Linked DNA regions of Homo sapiens: region 2 is linked to region 1. The links are chromatin loops, found by intact Hi-C in ENCODE. Cell type or tissue: PC-3. All regions are shown on one strand. Each heading gives the region's core, and the rest is flanking DNA. Links, peaks and the distances in the headings are about the cores only. Region 1 holds the start of LOC105372551 (a long non-coding RNA gene). Region 2 overlaps KAT14 (lysine acetyltransferase 14).

The links. A loop is a pair of places that touch in the nucleus more often than their neighbours do. Peaks named below come from ENCODE experiments on the same cell type or tissue, not always from the same donor. Only the 100,000 strongest peaks of a DNase experiment are listed, where the experiment ranks them.
Region 2: a loop joins it to region 1, with 2.9 times the contacts of the local background. A loop is called at or near these places in 3 of 110 quality-filtered maps.

What each region holds. Positions count from the first base shown.
Region 1 is chr20:18,270,165-18,274,560 of GRCh38, reverse strand. It overlaps LOC124904876 (a long non-coding RNA gene), which reads right to left. Exons shown (of 3, transcript XR_007067544.1): 2 at 1,875-2,005. It overlaps LOC105372551 (a long non-coding RNA gene), which reads left to right and starts at 3,400. Exons shown (of 2, transcript XR_937302.3): 1 at 3,400-3,604; 2 at 3,705-3,931. In PC-3, for the core only: a CTCF peak has its summit at 1,971; no DNase peak of the experiment used is centred there.
Region 2 is chr20:18,170,196-18,174,591 of GRCh38, reverse strand. All of the region lies in intron 7 of KAT14 (lysine acetyltransferase 14), which reads right to left. Among named protein-coding and RNA genes, the nearest start is that of PET117, 35 kb to the right of the region's middle. In PC-3, for the core only: no CTCF peak of the experiment used is centred there; no DNase peak of the experiment used is centred there; H3K27ac peaks cover 463 bases.

The DNA.
Region 1 (4,396 bases), core at 326-4,325:
CCTAACGATACTTTTCTCAGAATGTTTCCCCGTCATTAAGCGACACATGACTGTATGTTACTGCTGTTATGTTTCATAGCAGCCAACCATCTTCAGCAGGGAGAGTTTCTAGTAGCCCAGACAGTATCTTTGTGCAAATTAGAAAAAGATGCCCCCTTCCTTAAGGTATTTTTCTGCCATCTACCTGAAATTTTTTATAATAAATATTCATTTCTACAAATATTCAGTGCACACCCTGCTCAACCATATCAAACAGCTCTCCTAATAGGTCTAATGAAGTCCTTCAAAGAGAGAAGCAGTACAATTTATATTATAACTTTATTTTTAATTGCCTTCTTTTTACCCTTTCGCCTTGTAACCAGTGTGACAAAACACAATCTTGTCGCCTCCAGGCAGACAAAAAGATGCATACCAGTGATTAGTAAGTCTATACCAGATCCTAGGAATTGAGTACATCCTTGGGAGGGGGAGGAGACAGTTAATATCTAGATGACCACAACAAACAAGGAAATAAAATTGCAATTCCCTCCAAAACACAAAGAACCCCTAAAACAAAACCAAAAAATGTCTCAGTCTGACCTGGCACTGGGCCATCTTTTTCAGCTGCCAGATTAGCTTTCCTGCTTTTATCCATCAATAGAAGGAGTATTGCTCCATTGTTTTGCAATTACAATGGTTCTGTGATCTCTTGAATCAAAATTGAACTTTGTCTTCTTGTGTGAGAGAATACAAGATCCATCCCATATCAGTTTTCTGGAGCTCCAGATCCATTCTCTAATGCTAGGCAGACATCTCTGCTAGACTGACCATTAGGCACTTTAAGCTGAGCATGCCTCAAACTCATCCCGTCCTTTCCCTCCCAAACCTCTTTCTCCTCCTGTAGTCCCCACATCTCCATTGACTTCCTGACTCTTCTCTCAGTTTCACAAATGATTAAGTACCTTCTTAGAGTTCCTTTCCCTTCACCTGACACACATCAGTCTCCACCACCTGCTGCGTGCTCTGCATGTGGACATCTGTCGGGATCTCTCTGTTCCCATTGCCTCAGCATTGGATGAAGTCTTGGGCCCTCGTCATTTCTCCCTGGGACTAATGCAGTGGCTTCTCAGCTAGTGTTTTAGCCATTCCCAAGTCTCCTCACCTCTTTTCAATTTTCTGCTCCCCTGTTATCTGAACAGAACTGGGACCATTTACCCGCACTGCTTATAAACCTCTAGTGGCTTCCTACTGCCTTCAGGATCAAATCTCCACTCTGTTCCAGTCTACCCCAACCTGCCACTAGTTTTAACCACTATTCACTGCTCTCCTTTCTGTTTCTCCTCCCTATCCCACGGTATTCCCTGCCACTTTTCACTACTTAAAATTTTAGAATTCCCTCAAAATGATGGGCATCAAGCCTCCTGTACTTCATGGATTGAATACCACCACGTTCTTCCTCTGGCAAACATTTTTTTAAAAATTTATTTATTTATTCATTTATTTATGACACAGGGCTCTCTCTTTTGGCCAGGATGGAGTACAGTAGCTCAGTCGTGGCTCACTGCAGTCTCAACCTGCTGGGCTCAAGCATTCCTCCCACCTCAGCCTCCCATAATGCTGAGATTACAGATGTGAGCCACCGCGCCCGTCCCCTCTGGCAGCTCTTATTCATCCTTCAGGTCCAGCACAAGTTGTCGCTGCTTCTCTGAAGTTTTCCCACCCCCACCCTCTTCCTTCGATTTTCCTAGCACATTTTATAAACTTCTGTCTTGATATTTTTGTCATGATGTGCTGCAACATGTTTCCCCTCCCAGGGGATATGCCCGGTCTCACTTCTTTCCCTAAGGCACTCAGGGCTGACTCGGTAAGGACTGTACTCAAGGGTTGGTTCAAACCTTGAAATGGGAAGATAAGGACAATGAGACAGGCACGTGGTTCTGCGGGCTGTTGAGCAACTCTTGATGAGCTTCAGGGACACAAGGGAGGAGACTGCGGGTGCCCTGGTGGCCACTAGTTGTTTGGACAGCTGGAAAACAGATTGTTAAAAATAAAAATTTTCATCAGAATGTTTTCTTCTTTTGTACACATGACATTCTGTGCTTCTAATGAAACTGGGCCTTTACAAAATGAAATAAAAGGATCTGTGCTATTATTGACTATAAAGTGATCATCTTTAAAAAGACAGACACTAAGAAAGAAATTACTAATTCAGTGAATTGAAAGTCCAGAGTTCTAGAATTGATTTATGGGTTCCAGCAAGGATCAGATATTTAAATGATTAGGTTTTTTATCATCTTCCAACTTCTTATTGTTCAAAATTGTTACAAAAATGAATTCAGGCTGGGCATGGTGGCTCACACCTGTAATCCCAGCACTTTGGGATGCCGAGGAGGGTAGATCACCTGAGGTCAGGAGTTCGAGACCAGCCTGGCCAACATGGTGAAACCCTATCTCTACTAAAAATAATAACTAAAATACTAGCTGGGCATGGTGGCACATGCCTGTAATCCTAGCTACTCAGGAGGCTGAGGCAGGAGAACTGCTTGAACCTGGGAGGTGGAATTTGCGGTGAGCCGAGATTGCGCCACTGCACTCCAGCCTGGGTGACAGAGCAAGACTCTGTCTCAAAAAAAAAAAAAAAAAAAAAAAAAGTGAATTCAGTCTTGCTTATATATTTTGAGTTCCGTAGAGTTCAACATTCTACTGAAAATATAAGATGAATGGGTTTCATTATCTTGCCTGCTTAAATTTATTGATGCAGGGGTAGAAGCAGGAAAAGAAAAATAAGAAGAAAAATAATTAATTGATGTGCAAGTTTGTGGGGTTTTTTTGCCAGGGAACAGATTTTTTTCAGGACTGTGTCTTTTTTTTTTTTTAAGAAACAGGAAGGTTATCTTGGATTATGACTAATTAGATTAATTTTAAAAACAAAATATATATTAATTATAAATATATTCATTTATATAAGAAATATATTTATATATTTATAAATACATTCTGTTATATTAGTGTGACAACATGCTATAATGTATGTAGACAGCTAACAGCCATTTATCAGGGGTTTACAGTGTCCTGCTCAGCTGAACCCCTGGGATTCAAAGGGGAGGGACCCTGTTCCTGGACCCAAGATGCTCATAGTCTCATTGGGGAAATGACGAGGTAGAAAAAAATAATCACAAGGCAATGTAGTAAGTGTAAAAAGGCCTTTAACATTCTGTTGGCGTGCAAAGTTCAATCAGATATTCTCTGCTGATGCAGAGGCACATGTCACAAAGGGGGACACAAGCTGGCTCCAGGTGTGGCCAAAAAAGTGTGCAGTGATGTTCTCTAGTCTATTTTTTTTTCCTTTTTCTCTATTCTGGCTTCTCAATATGATGTCTAGTCTAATCAAGCAAATTCACTTATAAGCAGGTGAAAGTTCAAGAAAGGGGCCTCAGAAGTCTTCTGGTTTGGCCCATTCCTTTGTGATGAAGGTTCTAGACATAGGGACTGGGGTTTGTGTGAGGTCACCCAGGTGATTGCACAGCGCCAGCCCTCAAAGCCAGGTCTAGGGCTCCATCCCACTTCCCAAGATGCCCTGAAGTCTTGAGGTGTCTGCTAGGAAAGCGTTGCATTACTGGGCCAGGTAGAAACCAAACTCTAAAATCAATGCTGTAGAGAGATGCTTTCAATTTTATTTTAAAACTGTGTTTTGATTACATTTGTCATTAACTTTTCTGACTTAGGAAAGAAGCTTCATATTACAACAGGCTGACATGTTTTTAGCTCAAGAGTGGAGACTTCTGTCAATCATGTGGGATCATGAATGCCTGAAAGGTTGGAGGTCCATGCGTTGACCAAGAAGAACTCCAGCTGCTTCAGATTGCTTGATTGTCACTGAAAAGTACACTCAATATGAAGAAGATTGCAGTTAACTGGAGATTAAAATTAGATGTCTTAATAAGGCAAATCATTTCAACGTATGTCTTCCCTTTCTTTGATTTCCTCTCATGTGTATTATAACACCTCTTACTAGAGGGCTCCAGAAGGAACTGCTCTCACCCTTACCTGCACTGTTTTGTTGAAAAGGAATGTTTCTGATTTTATCTCCTCATTTTTACTACTTCTTCTTATCTTTTTTTAAAATTTTATTTTCATGGTATGACACGTGAAAGACCTCAGGGCTTTTGGCATGTGTGTTAGCCAGAGATGTTCTACAGTTTCTTTAGTGATATAAGACAATCTTCTTTTGGAGAGTGTTTCAAGCACCGAAGGCTTAATATTGCCATTTTCACATTTGGATGGCATTTTTCCAAATGTCTTGTGAGCCTTGCCAGTGGTGGCAAGCTGTAATTGGTCAAAAATGAAAGTGAAAACTTAATGAAAACTAAGTTTCCAGTCTCGTCTTTATGGCCAATTTCCCAGGTAACCTTGAGGC
Region 2 (4,396 bases), core at 272-4,271, 100 kb after region 1:
CAGACAAGAATTTTAAAGTATAATAGTCATCAAAGAAATGCAAATCAAAACTGCAATGAGATACTACACTTCATACTCAGTAGGATGGCTATAATAAAAAAGACAGACAACAACAATATGGCAAGGATGTGTGGAGAAATCAGAATCTTCATACCCTGCTTGGTGGGAATGTAAAACGGCACAGCCACTTTGGAAGACAGTCTAGCAATCCTTCAAAAAGTTAAACACAGAGTTACATTTGACAAAGCAATTCCACTCCTAGATCTACACTCAGAGAAATAAAAATGTGTGTCCACACAAAAACTTGTATACATATGTTCAAAGCAGTATTTATGTTCATAGTCAAAAGGTAGAAACAACCCAAAAGTCCATCAACTGATGAATGGATAAACCAAATGTGGTCTATCCATACAATGGAATATTAAGCCATATTTAGGAATACTAATATATGTTACAATATGGATGAATCTTGAAAACATTATGCTAAGTGAAAGAAAGTGTTCACCAAAGGCCACATATTATATGACTCCATTTATGTGAAATGTCCAGAGTACATAAATCTACAGAGGCAGAAAGTCAATTCATGGGCAGTAGGAATAGGGAGTTTTGGGTAGTAACAGCTAAAGGGTTCAGGGATTCTTTGTGGGTTAACAAAATGTTCTAAAATTGATTATGGTTCAACTTTGTGAATATATTAGGAACCCGTCAACTGTACACTTTAAATAGGTGAATTGTAAGGTATATGAACTGTATGTTAATAAAGCTGTTAAGGAAGAAAAAGCATAAGAAATAGCCTCCAAGGTAATGGAGGAGCCTGGAAGCAGGAATGAGTAATTATGAAGCATCTCTTATTCATTACCAGATATTAAACACATGATCACTGAAATAAAGCACTCAACAAATGATGTCAGGGACTGGTTAAGGATTTTGTTTAAAAAGCAAAAGAAAAGACAAAAAAAAAAAAAAGAAGTAATGGTGTTAACATCCATATTCAGAGTGCAGAAGAGGAAAAGATAAAGGAGGAACATATTTAAAGAAGCAATAATGGGGAATTTCCTAGATCACAGCAGCATATCCAAGGACTTCTGATTTCCACTCTGGCAGGCAAGAAGCTTAGAAGTCATTCCTCCAGCCTAACAAGTAAACCACTGAACAAAGTGAAAAATCAAGAACTCTTGTAGATCCGTAAAAGACATGAGATAACAAGGCAAACCACTGCCCTCAAATTTGGAGAGAAAGAGAATCACAGCACACGGGAGCAGAGCCTCTGTGGGAACCAGCATCAAGGCGGGAAAGCCCTGAAGAACTGAAAATTGCTGAAGGCTCAATGCGGACAAGTCTAAGGATAAAAACTCCACTCCACAAGGTTCACCTCCAGAAGTTGGACCAGGTTCTCACAGTGAATATCAAAGAAAACTCCCCTCTTGATTCCAGATGGAGGAGGGGAAAAGGAACCATCTTAAAATAAAACACAGCATTGTGTTCTTAGTAACACCTGCCCTCAGGAGAAGTTATTTTTATCAGAGCCTAACCTATTGGGATTTAATCAGAGCCTAACTCACCTGGGGGAAGAGAAATACCTAACTTCACACCCTCTAGCCATCCTGTCCCAGCTGACCGGAGAGAAAACTGAGAAGCACTTTTAGTCCACAGCCCAGAGCACAGGCTCAAAAAAGACTGAGAACTACTCACAGAGCTATAGAGGGCTTTCCCTGCCCACACCTCCCCCATTTCCAACAGCCTACTTATCACAGCTCCTCTTACCCAGAACATCATCTTTGGCTTTCAACAAAAAATTACAAGGTATAAAGGCAAAAAAACACAGCTTGAAGACACAGAACAAACATCAGAACCAGACTGAGATATGGCAAAGATGTTACAGCTACTGGACTGGGAATTTAAAATATAGGCACACCTCAGAGACATTGCAGGATCAGTGCCAGACCACTGCAATAAAGTGAATGTCATAATAAAGCAAGCTGCACAAGTTTTTGGTGTCCCAGTGCATATAAAAATTATGTTTAAGGCTGGGTGTGGTGGCTCATGCCTGTAATACCAGCACATTGGGAGGCTGAAGTGGGAGGACTGCATGAGCCCAGGAAGTCAACTGACAGCTACAGTGAGCCATGATTGTGCCACTACACTCCAGCCTGGGTGACAGCGAGACACTGTCTCAAAAAAAAAAAAAAAGTGGCCAGGCGTAGTGGCTCAAACCTGTAATTCCAGCACTTTGGGAGGCCGAGGCGGGCGGATCACGAGGTCAGGAGTTCAAGACCAGCCTGGCCAATATGGTGAAATCCCATCTCTACTAAAAATACAAAAATTAGCTGGGCGTGGTGGCACGCACCTTTAGTCCCAGCTACTCGGGAGGCTGAGGCAGAAGAATCGCTTGAACCCAGGAGGTGGAGGCTGCAGTAAGCCGAGATCGCACCACTGCACTCCAGCCTGGGTGACAGAGTGAGACTCTGTCTCAAATAAAAAAAAAAAAGTTGACACTATATTGTTGTTGTGTGCAATAACAGCATTATGTCTAAGAAAAAAATGTGTGACTTAATTTTAAACACTTTATTGTTAAAAAATGCCAATGATCATCTGAGCCTTCAGTGAGTCAATCATTTTATTGGTAGAGGCTCTTGCCTCAATATTGATGGTTGCCAACTGATCAGGGTGGTGGTGGCTGCTGAAGGTTGGGATGGCTGGGGCAATTTCTTAAAATAAGACAACACTGAAGCATGCCACATTGACCTGCTCTTCCTTTCACAAAAGATATTGGTTTTTTTGAGACAGAGTCTTGCCCTGTTGCCTAGGCTACAGTGCAGGGGTATGATCTCAGCTAACTGAGACCTCCACCTCCCAGGTTCAAGCGATTCTCCTGCCTCAGCCTCCCAAGTAGCTGGGACTACAGGTGTACACCACCACGCCTGGCTAATTTTTGTATTTTCAGTAAAGACAGGGTTTCACTATGTTGGCCAGGCTGGTCTCAAACTCCTGACCTCACGTGATCCGCCCGCCTCGGCCTCCCAAAGTGCTGGGATTACAGGCGTGAGCCACTGTGCCTGGCCATGTGATGCTGTTTGACAGCATTTCACCCACAACATAACTTCTTTCAAAATCTGAGTCAAACTGTGCCACTAACTTATCAACTAAGTTTATGCAATATTCTAAATCTTTTGTTGTGAGATTTCAACAATGTTCATAGCATCTTTAGCAGGAGTAGATAGCATCTCAAAAAACCACTTTCTTTGCTCATCCATAAGAAGCAACACTTATTCATTCAAGTTTTATCATGACATTTATCGGTCACATCTTCAGGCTCCACTTCTAATTCTAGTTCTCTTGCTCTTTCCACATCCACAGTGACTTCTTCCACTGAAGTCTTGAACCCCTCAAAAGTCATCCATGAGGCTTGGAATCAACTTCTTCCAAACTCCTGTAAATGTTGAAATTTTGATTCCTCCCATGAATCACAAATGTTCTTAATGGCATCTAGAATGATGACTCCTTTTCCAGAAGGTTTTCAATGTCTTTGCCCAGATCTATCAGAGGAATCACTATCTATGATAGCAATAGCCTTAAAAAGAGTCTTAAATGGTAAGACTTGAAAGTCAAAATTACTCCTTGATCCATGGGTTACAGAATAGATGTTGTTTTAGCAGGCATGAAAATAATACTAATCTTAAACCTCTCAATCAGAACTCTTGGGTGACCAGGTACATTGTCAATGAGCAGTAATTGTTTGAAAATAATCTTTTTCAGGCCGGGCACGGTGGCTCATGCCTGTAATCCCAGCACTTTGGGAGGCCGAGGCGGGCGGACCACGAGGTCAGGAGATCGAGGCCCTCCTGGCTAACACGGTGAAATCCCGTCTCTACTAAAAAAAATACAAAAAATAAGCTGGGCATGGTGGCGGACGCCTGTAGTCCCAGCTACTCAGGAGGCTGAGGCAGGAGAATGGCATGAACCTGGGAGGTGGAGCTTGCAGTGAGCCGAGATTGCGCCACTGCACTCCAGCCTGGGCGACAGAGCAAGACTCCGTCTCAAAAAAGAAAATAATCTTTTTCTCTGAGTAGTAGCTTTCAATAGTGGGCTTAGAATATTCAGTAAACCATGCTGTAAACAGATATGCTGTCATCCAAGCTTTGCTGCTATATTTATAGAGCACAGCCAGGGTAGATTCAGGATAATTTATAAGGGCCCTAAGATTTTTGGAAGAGTAAATGATCACTGGCTCCAACTGAAAGTCACCAGTTGCATTAATCCCTAACAAGACAGTTGGCTTGTCCTTTGAAGCTCTGAAGCTAGGCACTGACTTCTCTCTAACTATGAAAGTCCTAGGTGGCATCTTCTTCAAATAGAAGGCTGTTTCATCTACAGTGAACATCTTGCTTAGTGTAGC